Regions from separate parts of the Homo sapiens genome. Here region 1 is linked to region 2. A link is an interaction called in ENCODE POLR2A ChIA-PET data of the cell type or tissue named here. Cell type or tissue: IMR-90. All regions are shown on one strand. Each heading gives the region's core, and the rest is flanking DNA. Links, peaks and the distances in the headings are about the cores only.

What was found. ChIA-PET counts read pairs that join two places held together with the same protein. Peaks named below come from ENCODE experiments on the same cell type or tissue, not always from the same donor. Only the 100,000 strongest peaks of a DNase experiment are listed, where the experiment ranks them.
Region 1: POLR2A ChIA-PET joins it to region 2 with 5 read pairs; 4 of 35 experiments call an interaction of 5 or more read pairs at or near these places.

Annotation. Positions count from the first base shown.
Region 1 is chr17:35,518,378-35,522,770 of GRCh38, reverse strand. SLFN12L (schlafen family member 12 like) reads left to right here. Exons shown (of 5, transcript NM_001363830.2): 2 at 1-492. The coding sequence starts at 407. Among named protein-coding and RNA genes, the nearest start is that of SLFN12L, 17 kb to the left of the region's middle. In IMR-90, for the core only: no CTCF peak of the experiment used is centred there; no DNase peak of the experiment used is centred there; H3K27me3 peaks cover 389 bases.
Region 2 is chr17:35,344,541-35,348,933 of GRCh38, reverse strand. It overlaps the pseudogene LOC101060119. Among named protein-coding and RNA genes, the nearest start is that of SLFN11, 27 kb to the left of the region's middle. In IMR-90, for the core only: no CTCF peak of the experiment used is centred there; no DNase peak of the experiment used is centred there; H3K4me3 peaks cover 815 bases; H3K27ac peaks cover 759 bases.

The DNA of each region.
Region 1 (4,393 bases), core at 69-4,068, 170 kb before region 2:
GAACAGCCCTGGCAGGGCCAGGACTACTGCACTTGCACTGCCCTTACTTTGAAGCAGAAGCTGGTGAACATGGGGGGCTACACTGGGGAGGTGTGTGTCAGGGCCAAGGTCCTCTGCCTGAGTCCTGAGAGCAGCGCAGAGGCTTTGGAGGCTGCAGTGTCTCCGATGGATTACCCTGCGTCCTATAGTTTTGCAGGCACCCAGCACATTGGAAGCCCTGCTGCAGTCCCTCGTGATTGTCTTGCTCGGCTTCAGGTCTCTCTTGAGTGACCTGTGCAGCTATGAGGTTTTAAATCTGCTCACAGCCCAGCAGTATGAGATATTCTCCAGAAGCTTCCACAAGAACAGAGAATTGTTTGTCCATGGCTTACCTGGCTTAGGAAAGACCATCATGGCCATGAAGATCATGGAGAAGATCAGGAATGTGTTTCACTGTGAGGCACACAGAATTCTCTACATTTGTGAAAGTCAGTTTCTGAGGAATTTCATCAGGTAAGCAGTTGGACCTTATGTCTCTAAGTATTATTTAATCTGGGTTTAATTTTCTCTGCTAAGTCACCTTGTCCCTTGAAAATTAAGTGGTAAAATTATCTGTGACAACAAACTGTGTTTAGGAGAGCACAATGGGGTAATTTTTTCTACCTTTTTTTTATTATACTTTAAGTTGTAGGGTACATGTGCACAACGTGCAGGTTTGTTACATATGTATACATGTGCCATGCTGGTGTGCTGCACCCATCAACTCGTCATTTAACATTAGGTATATCTCCTAATGCTATCCCTCCCTCTCCCCTCACCCCACAACAGGCCCCGGTGTGTGTGATGTTCCCTTTCCTGTGTCCATTTTCTACCTTTTTTAGCTAAAGAAAACCGACTCGGGTCATTTTTCATTTTCTTGAGACAGAGTCTTGCTCTGTCACCCAGGCTGGAGTACAGTGGCACCATCATGACTCACTGTAGCCTCAACTTCCTGAGCTCAAGCAATCCTCTCACCTCAGCTTCCTGAGTAGCTAGGACCCAGTTGCCTGCCATCATGCCTGGATAATTTAAAAATATTTTTGTAAAAACAATTATGTAGCTCAAGCTGGAGTGATCATAGTTCACCATATCCCTGAACTCCTGGGCTGAAGTGATCCTCCTGCCTCAGCCTCCCCAATTGCTGGAATTGTAGGCATGAGCCACTGTGCCAGGCTCAATTGGGTTTTGATGGTGCCTGCCTATCTCTGCAATCTGGCTTTAGCTAGCTGGGACTTACTCTATTAAAGATCTGAAAATCCACCCAGCCATGGTAAAATAAAACAAAATGCTTTTAAAATTTAAGTTAACTTTTTATTTTAAAATATTCATAGACTTACAGAAAAGTTGCAAAGATAGTACAGAAAGTTCCTGTGTACCCTTCACTCAGTTCCCTCTTTCATTACCACATTACTGTGGTTCACTTTTCACAACCATAGTACATTGCTGTGAACTAAACTCCGCAATTTATCTGGATTTCCCAGTTTTCTCCTACTCTGCTTGTCTGTTCCAGGATCCCATCCAGGATGCCATATGACATTTAGTAGTTATGTCTCCTTAGCTTCCTTGGATCTGTGATAATTTTTCAGACTTTATTTTTGAAGACCTGGATAGTTTTGAGAAGCCCTGTTCAGGCACTTTGTAGAATGTCCCTTTTGGGTTTGTCTGATGTTTTTCTCATAGTTAGGCTGGAGTTATAGGTTGTCAACTTAAAAATCACACAATTTATAAGTTTAGAAAAGATATTTTATTTATTATAAAGTGTTACAACTTGCAGGCTGGCCATCCTGATTGGGGGGAAGCTTAGACAGAAAGGCAGCACTTTGAGAGAAGGGAGGATGGAACAGGGATTTGTGCTGAATGGCTTGGGCAGTATATATATTCAGCAGGTTATAGGAGGAGATATGAATACTCCTGAGAGGGGGTTGTGCATGTGCATGGAGAGTAAACATGCTTATTGTGTGTAGTGTCCCATGGTCACTTTTTAGTAGAGACAACTTTTTTTTTTTTGAGACCGAGTTTTGCTCTGTCGCCCAGGCTGGAGTGCAGTGGTATGATCTCGGCTCACTGCAACTGCTGCCTCCTGGGTTCAAGCAAATTCTCCTGCCTCAACCTCCCGAGTAGCTGGGACTACAGGCGTGCATCACCAACCCTGTCTAATTTTTGTGTTTTTAATAGAGTACGGGTTTTGCCATGTTGGCCAGGCTGGTCTTGAACTCCTGACCTCAGGTGATCCATCCGTCTTGGCCTCCCAAAGTGTTGGGATTACAGGCATGAGCCATCGTGCCCAGCCAGTAGAGACTAAACTTTATAATTATTACAATTAGACCCTATATGTTTTAACTTTTATATCTATTACAATTAGACCTTACACATCAAAAGTCTTTTCAGGAGAAGAAGGCACTCAAGTGCTCAGAATCGAAACCAGCCAGAAGCAGTCCATGGTTGGTGGTCTTGTTATCAGAAGAAAGTTACTAAAATCAGTCTCTTGTCCAGTCAAAGCTGTAGTTAGGGCTGGTGGAGCAGGTGGTCAGTTGGTTCATGTCTGGCAGTGGATGCGCTGCAGTTGTTTTAATATTGCTTATCTCCAGGCCAGTGTTTGTTTAGCTGATAGAAGAAAAGAAAAAGCTTGTGGCTATTAGAACATAGTTTATTCTTTAAGTGTAGGGACGCGTGACTCAATTCTTGCCTGTCAAGGCTTTAGGTCCTATTTACAACTTGGTATCTTATTGCCACGAAGAGACTGTTCCATCGGTCTTATGATGTTTATTTTAACCTGAGTGCTGGTCAGTTGTTGTGTCTAAACTGCAAAAGAGAGCGGTTATAATGAGGTGCGGCTGACCTGCCATTCCATTATGCTTGCAAATTCAACTTTTAAGGTTTTTCTGGGGTCCCCTTGGCCAAGAGAGGGTCTGTTCAGTGGTTGGGGGGCTTAGGATTTTATTTTTCATACTCAAGATTTTCAAGAGGAAGACCACAGGGATGAACTGTAATTGTCATCATATCATATCAGGGGTGTATGCGATCGACATGTCTTATCATGTGGATATTAACCTTGACTGTATGAGTCAGAAAGTGTTTGCCAGGTTGATCCACCGTATTTACTTTTCCTCCCTCAGGTGTCATAAGTGCAGTTCACACTCAAAGGGTGGGGATTGAAGTGCCACTTCCTTGATGTGGGGAGAGAGGATGTAGCTATTATACATAAGTTATTTGGAATTCTTCTGTATAGGAGACTTGTCTTTTCTCCATTTACTCATTCATTCAATCTTTTACTTGTATGAATGAACTTATAGGTATTTATTTAATATTTTGGGTTATATTTCAATATTACATTATTTAGTTCCTCAAATTGTTCTAGTATTAGCCATTGGAAGCTCTTTCTTTTTTATTTATTTTATTTTGCTTTAAGTTCTGGGATACATGTGCAGAACGTGCAGGTTTGTTACATAGGTATACATGTGCCATGGTAGTTTGCTGCACCCATCAACCTGTCATCTAGATTTTAAGCCGTGCATGCATTAAGTATTTGTCCTAATGCTCTCCCTCTCCTTGCCCCCCTACCCTCTGACAGGCCCCAGTGTGTGATGTTCCCCTTTGTGTGTCCGTGTGTTCTTATTGTTCAACTCCCACTCATAAGTGAGAACATGTGGTGTTTGGTTTTCTGTTTCTGTGTTAGTTTGCTGAGAATCATGGCTTCCAGCTTCATCCACGTCTTTGCAAAGGACATGAACTCATTCTTTTTTATGGCTGCATAGTGTGTACGTGCCACATTTTCTTTATCCAGTCTATCATTGATGGGCATTTGGGTTGGTTCCAAGTCTTTGCTATTGTAAATAGTGCTGCAGTAAACATATGTGTGCATGTGTCTTTATAGTAGAATGATTTATAATCCTTTGGGTATATACCCAGTAATGGGATTGCTTGGTTAAATGGTATTTCTGGTGTTAGATCCTTGAGGAATTGCCACACTGTCTTCCACAATGGTTGAATTAATTTACACTCCCACCAACAATGTAAAAGTGTTCCTATTTCTCCACATCCTCTCCAGCATCTGTTGTTTTCTGACTTTTTAATAATCGTCATTCTAACTGGTGTGAGATGCTATCTCATTGTGGTTTTGATTTGCTTTTCTCTAATGACCTGTGATGGTAAGCTTTTTTTCATGTTTGTTCGGTGCATAAATGTCTTTTTTTTTTTTTTTTTAAATACAGTCTCACTCTGTCTCCCAGGCTGGAGTGCAGTGGCACGATCTCGGCTTACTGCAACCTCTGCCTCCTGGCTTCAAGCAATTCTCCTCCCTCAGCTTCCCGAGTAGCTGGGATTATAGGCACCTGCCACAATGCCCAGCTAATTTTTGTATTTTTGTAGAGATGGG
Region 2 (4,393 bases), core at 222-4,221:
TTGATGACCTGGACAGTTCTGAGGAGTACTGGTCAGGTATCTACAAATAAAATGTCCTTCAGTTTGGGTTTGTCTGATTTTTTTCTCAGACTGGGGTTATAGGTTTTCAAGAGGAAGACCACAGGAATGAAGAGGTATTCTCATCACATCACATCAAGGGTATATGCTATCAACATGCCTTATCACTCATGATATCAACCTTGACCAGCTGACAGAGGAAGTGTTTGCCAGGTTTCTCTACAGTGAAGTTACTTTTCCTTCCTCCTATGTTGCTAAGTGCAGCTCACACTCAAAGGGTGAGGATTGAAGCTCCACTTTCTTGAGGGGGCCAATGTCTATATATCCTACAAAATAATTTATCTATATAAATTATTTGGAATTCTTCATTTACTTGTAAGAATGGACTTATAGATATTTATTTAATACTTTGTGTTATATTCCAACGCTACATTATTTATTTAGATGCTCAGATTGTTCTAGTATTAGGCATATACAGGATATCTGGCAAAAGTCATAACAGATAGAGTGTGGTAGCTCACGCTTGTAATCCCAGTACTTTGGGAGGCTGAGGTGGGCAGGTCACTTGAGGCTAGGAGTTTGAGACCAACCTGGCCAATATAGTGAAACCCCACCTCTACTAAAAATACAAAAAAATTCAGTCGAGCATGGTGGCACAAGCCTGTAGTCCCAGCTACTCAGGAGGCTGAGGCATGAGAAAGACTTGAACCTGGGAGGCAAAGGTTGCAGTGAGCCGAGATTGCACAACTGCACTCCAGCCTGGGTGACAAAGCAAGACACTGTCTCAAAAAAAAAAAAAAAAAAAAAAATCCACCACAGTCAACATCAACAAATTAAACAAACAAATAAATAGCAATGGGGATCCAGATCTTGGTTTCTAATACCCTTAAGTATACAATACATTATTATTCTCTGTAGTCACCATGCTGTACAACTGATCTCCAGAACTTATTCATCCTAACTGAAACCTTGTATCCTTTGACCAACATCTCCCCATTCCCTGACCTTTGTCCCCCAGCCGGCCCCTGGCATTCTTCTACCCTCTGCTTCCATGAGTTCAACTATTTTAGATTCCACATATAATTGGAATCATGCAGTATTTGTCCTTCTGTGCCTGGCTTATTTCACTTAGCTTAATGTCCTCCAAGTTCATCCATGTTGTTGCAAATGACAGGATTTTCTTCTTTTCTAAGGTTGAAGAGTATTTCATTTTGTGTGGTGTGTATTTGAGAGTGTGTGTATGTGTGTATGTAACACATTTTCTGTATCTGTTCATGCATCAATGGATAGTTTAATTCCACATCTTGGTAATTATTAACAATACTACAATGAACATGGGAGCGTAGATACCTCTTTGACATACTGATTTCACATCTTTTAGATATATACCCAGAAAAGGGTGCTTGCAATTGAAATTTAATTAACCAGAAATGGGATTGCTGGATCATATGATAGTTATTTTATAACCATGGCTGCTGCTTCCAGAAAACATGGTTACTTCCTTGCCTAACTATCCTGCCTCACCAGCAGTATGCATTGGCTTTTCTTTTTTTTTCTTTTTTTTTTGAGACAGGGTCTTGCTCTGTTGCCCAGGCTGGAGTGCGGTCACTACAGCCTGGAAACTCTGGGCTCAAGGGATCCTCCCACCTCAGCCTTCTGAGTAGTTAGGACTACAGGCGCTGGCCACCAAGCCTGGCTAATTTTGTTTCTCTTTTTTGTAGAGAGGAGGTCTCCCTTTGTTGCCCAAGCTGGTCTCAAACTCCTGGGATCATGTGATCTTCGCACCTCAGGCTCCTCAGTAGCTGGTACTACAGGCATGCTCACCATATTTGGCTAAAATTTTTTTTTTTTTTGTAGCTACGGGGTCCCTCAGAATTGTCCACGCTCGTCTTGAACTCCCCTCAAGCGATCCTCTCACCTTGGCCTCCCAAAGTGCTGGGATTACAGGCGTGAGGCACTCCACCCATAGTGGCTTTTGATACCCTCAGAAAACAGCTAATTATGTGTGCCTACGGGGTTATTCCGTTTGTACCATCAGGGTAACATTTTCAGCCGTCCTATTTCTCTGGCAAAACCTTTTGGGCCCTCGGTGACTTTTTGCTGAATGGGTGACCCCCTCCCAGGGCAGGGCCATAAGAATCACTGGAGAGATGAGGGTCTGGGGAGGCGCAGAGAGAAGGCTGAAGGCGGTCTCACTTTCCTGCACCAGGAAAGGGAACGAGGAGCGCTGCACTCTCCCAGTCCTGGAGAGGACAGGAAAACGCTGCCACCGCGGAGACAGACGCCTACAGCGTGGGCTTTAAATCCAGCGTGGGTGTGGGGCAGCGTTGAGGCTCGATCTTCCGCCCTGCCCCTTAGACAGAGAAGGGAAGGAAGTCGAGGTCAGGAGGGGAGGGAGGGGAAAGGGCGGGAGGGAAATCGGAAGAGGGAAGGGCCGGGGAGGGAGGGAAAGAGGCCCGGGAGGATACGCCCGACGCTTCCATTGTAGTGGGGCTTCACTTGCCAAGGTGGAAGTGGTAGCGCCGGTGGTGGTACACTTTTTCGTACTTCTGAAATATTTCATAATTAACATTTGAGGAATTTTTTCTTTTTTGAAACAGGAACTAGCTCTGTCGCCCAGGCTGTAGTGCAGTGGCGCAATCACGGCTCACTGCAGCCTCCAGCTCCTGAGCTAAAGGGATCCTCCTGCCTTAGCTTCCTGAGTAGTTAGCACTACAGATTAGGGCCACCAGGCCTGGTTAATTTAAAAAAAAAAAAAATCCTCCCGCCTCTGCCTCTGCCTGTGAATTTGCTGGGATTGCAGGACTTAACCGCAGTGCCTGACCTAAGGAATCACTCAACCTCATTCCGGCAGGGATGACCACACGTGTTCAGGACATTTCCCTGGTAACTGGACTCGTCTTTAGTTCCCTGGGCTGCTCTCCTCCCGCGGTGACAGCCGTTCCCGGGGTGACCTCACTGCGCGCCCTGGAAAGGGCGAGACCGACCTCAGTACCCGCCTCGGTTTCCTTGCGGAGAATTTAAACCACTTCTGAGGGCCCTGAAGACAGTTCCGCGTCTTTTTTTTTTCTCTGTAAATGAGCTTTCTCCAGCCTATTTCGCAGACCCTGCGAACTTCAGATTCTCCCCTCATCCCGGCGGATCTGGGGATCCTCACTCTGACCAGTTGTTGGTGGGCTTGAAGGCCAGCGTCCCCTGGGGTTGGACCCTGTCTAATCCTCGCCTGCCCGGAAAAGGGGTGGGTGGGCATCAATCTCTGCAGCGCGCGAGCAGCAGGCGGCTGCGGAGGGGCGTGGGTTAGGGAGGTGGGTGCGGGCCTAAGCCTCTGAGCGCAGCACCCACCTCAGGAGGAGCCAAAGAAGATGCCTGCAGCAGGAGTCTCGGGTCCTGCGCCGACAGCATTACCCTGGGGAATTGTCTTGGTCTTTGGATTCTGGAGATGCGAGAAACTAGGACGGAGACCACAGCTGCAGGGAAAAGGCGACCAGTGCACAGAGCCTGTGCTCTATTGCTTTATATATTACTATAAAAATAACTGTATTGAGCTATAATCGATATACATGAAATTGCACTTGTTTAAAGTGTACAAAATGATGGATATCGGCCTATGTAGAATCCCTTGAAATCATCACCGCACTTAAGACAATGAGCCTATGGGGAGGGCTGGGTAAGGAGAGTGAGGCAGGAGAGTGAGGCACCTGCTAGTGCAAAATTGAAGGGGGCACCAAAGAAACACCACCTCTCAGTGACCAAGATAAACAATATTTTAAAATCAAAATTAATGCAAACATTTCTGATGAATAAAATATAAAAATGCTAAATGAAGAGAGGATCCAACTTTGCATTTGCCGGGCCCTGTGTCACTCCTCTCATCCTAGTCACACCTGTTGGGATTACAGGCATGAGCCACCATACCCTGCCCATTCTGGGTTTTAAACTGTACTTTATTTATTACTATTCTCTTTTTTTAAAACTGATCAACCACAAGCATACAAAAGTTCTCTGAATGAATGGAACTGTTTCCACACCTGGGTATTAACAGGCAAATTTTGAAGGTCATTCGATTTGGAATTTTCTTTTCTATAGCACTTCTAATCAGTGTGTGTGACACACACCTCAGAGGTAGGAAAGACTGTTTTTAGTAAATTATCTTCTTAATTGTAGAGAATTCCTGAAAATAAAACTGATGAAATTGTAAATTCTGCCTTGATGAGTTTCCAAAGGACAGATTCATGGTGTCCTATTTGAAGAATTAATCCCCTGGAATGTTCCAGCCTTTGTTGGACACTTGATAACAAGATCCACCAAGGGTTAGGGCAAGTGCACTAAGAAAGCCTTCTGCTACTCTCCGTCTCTTATTCTTTAGACCATCCAG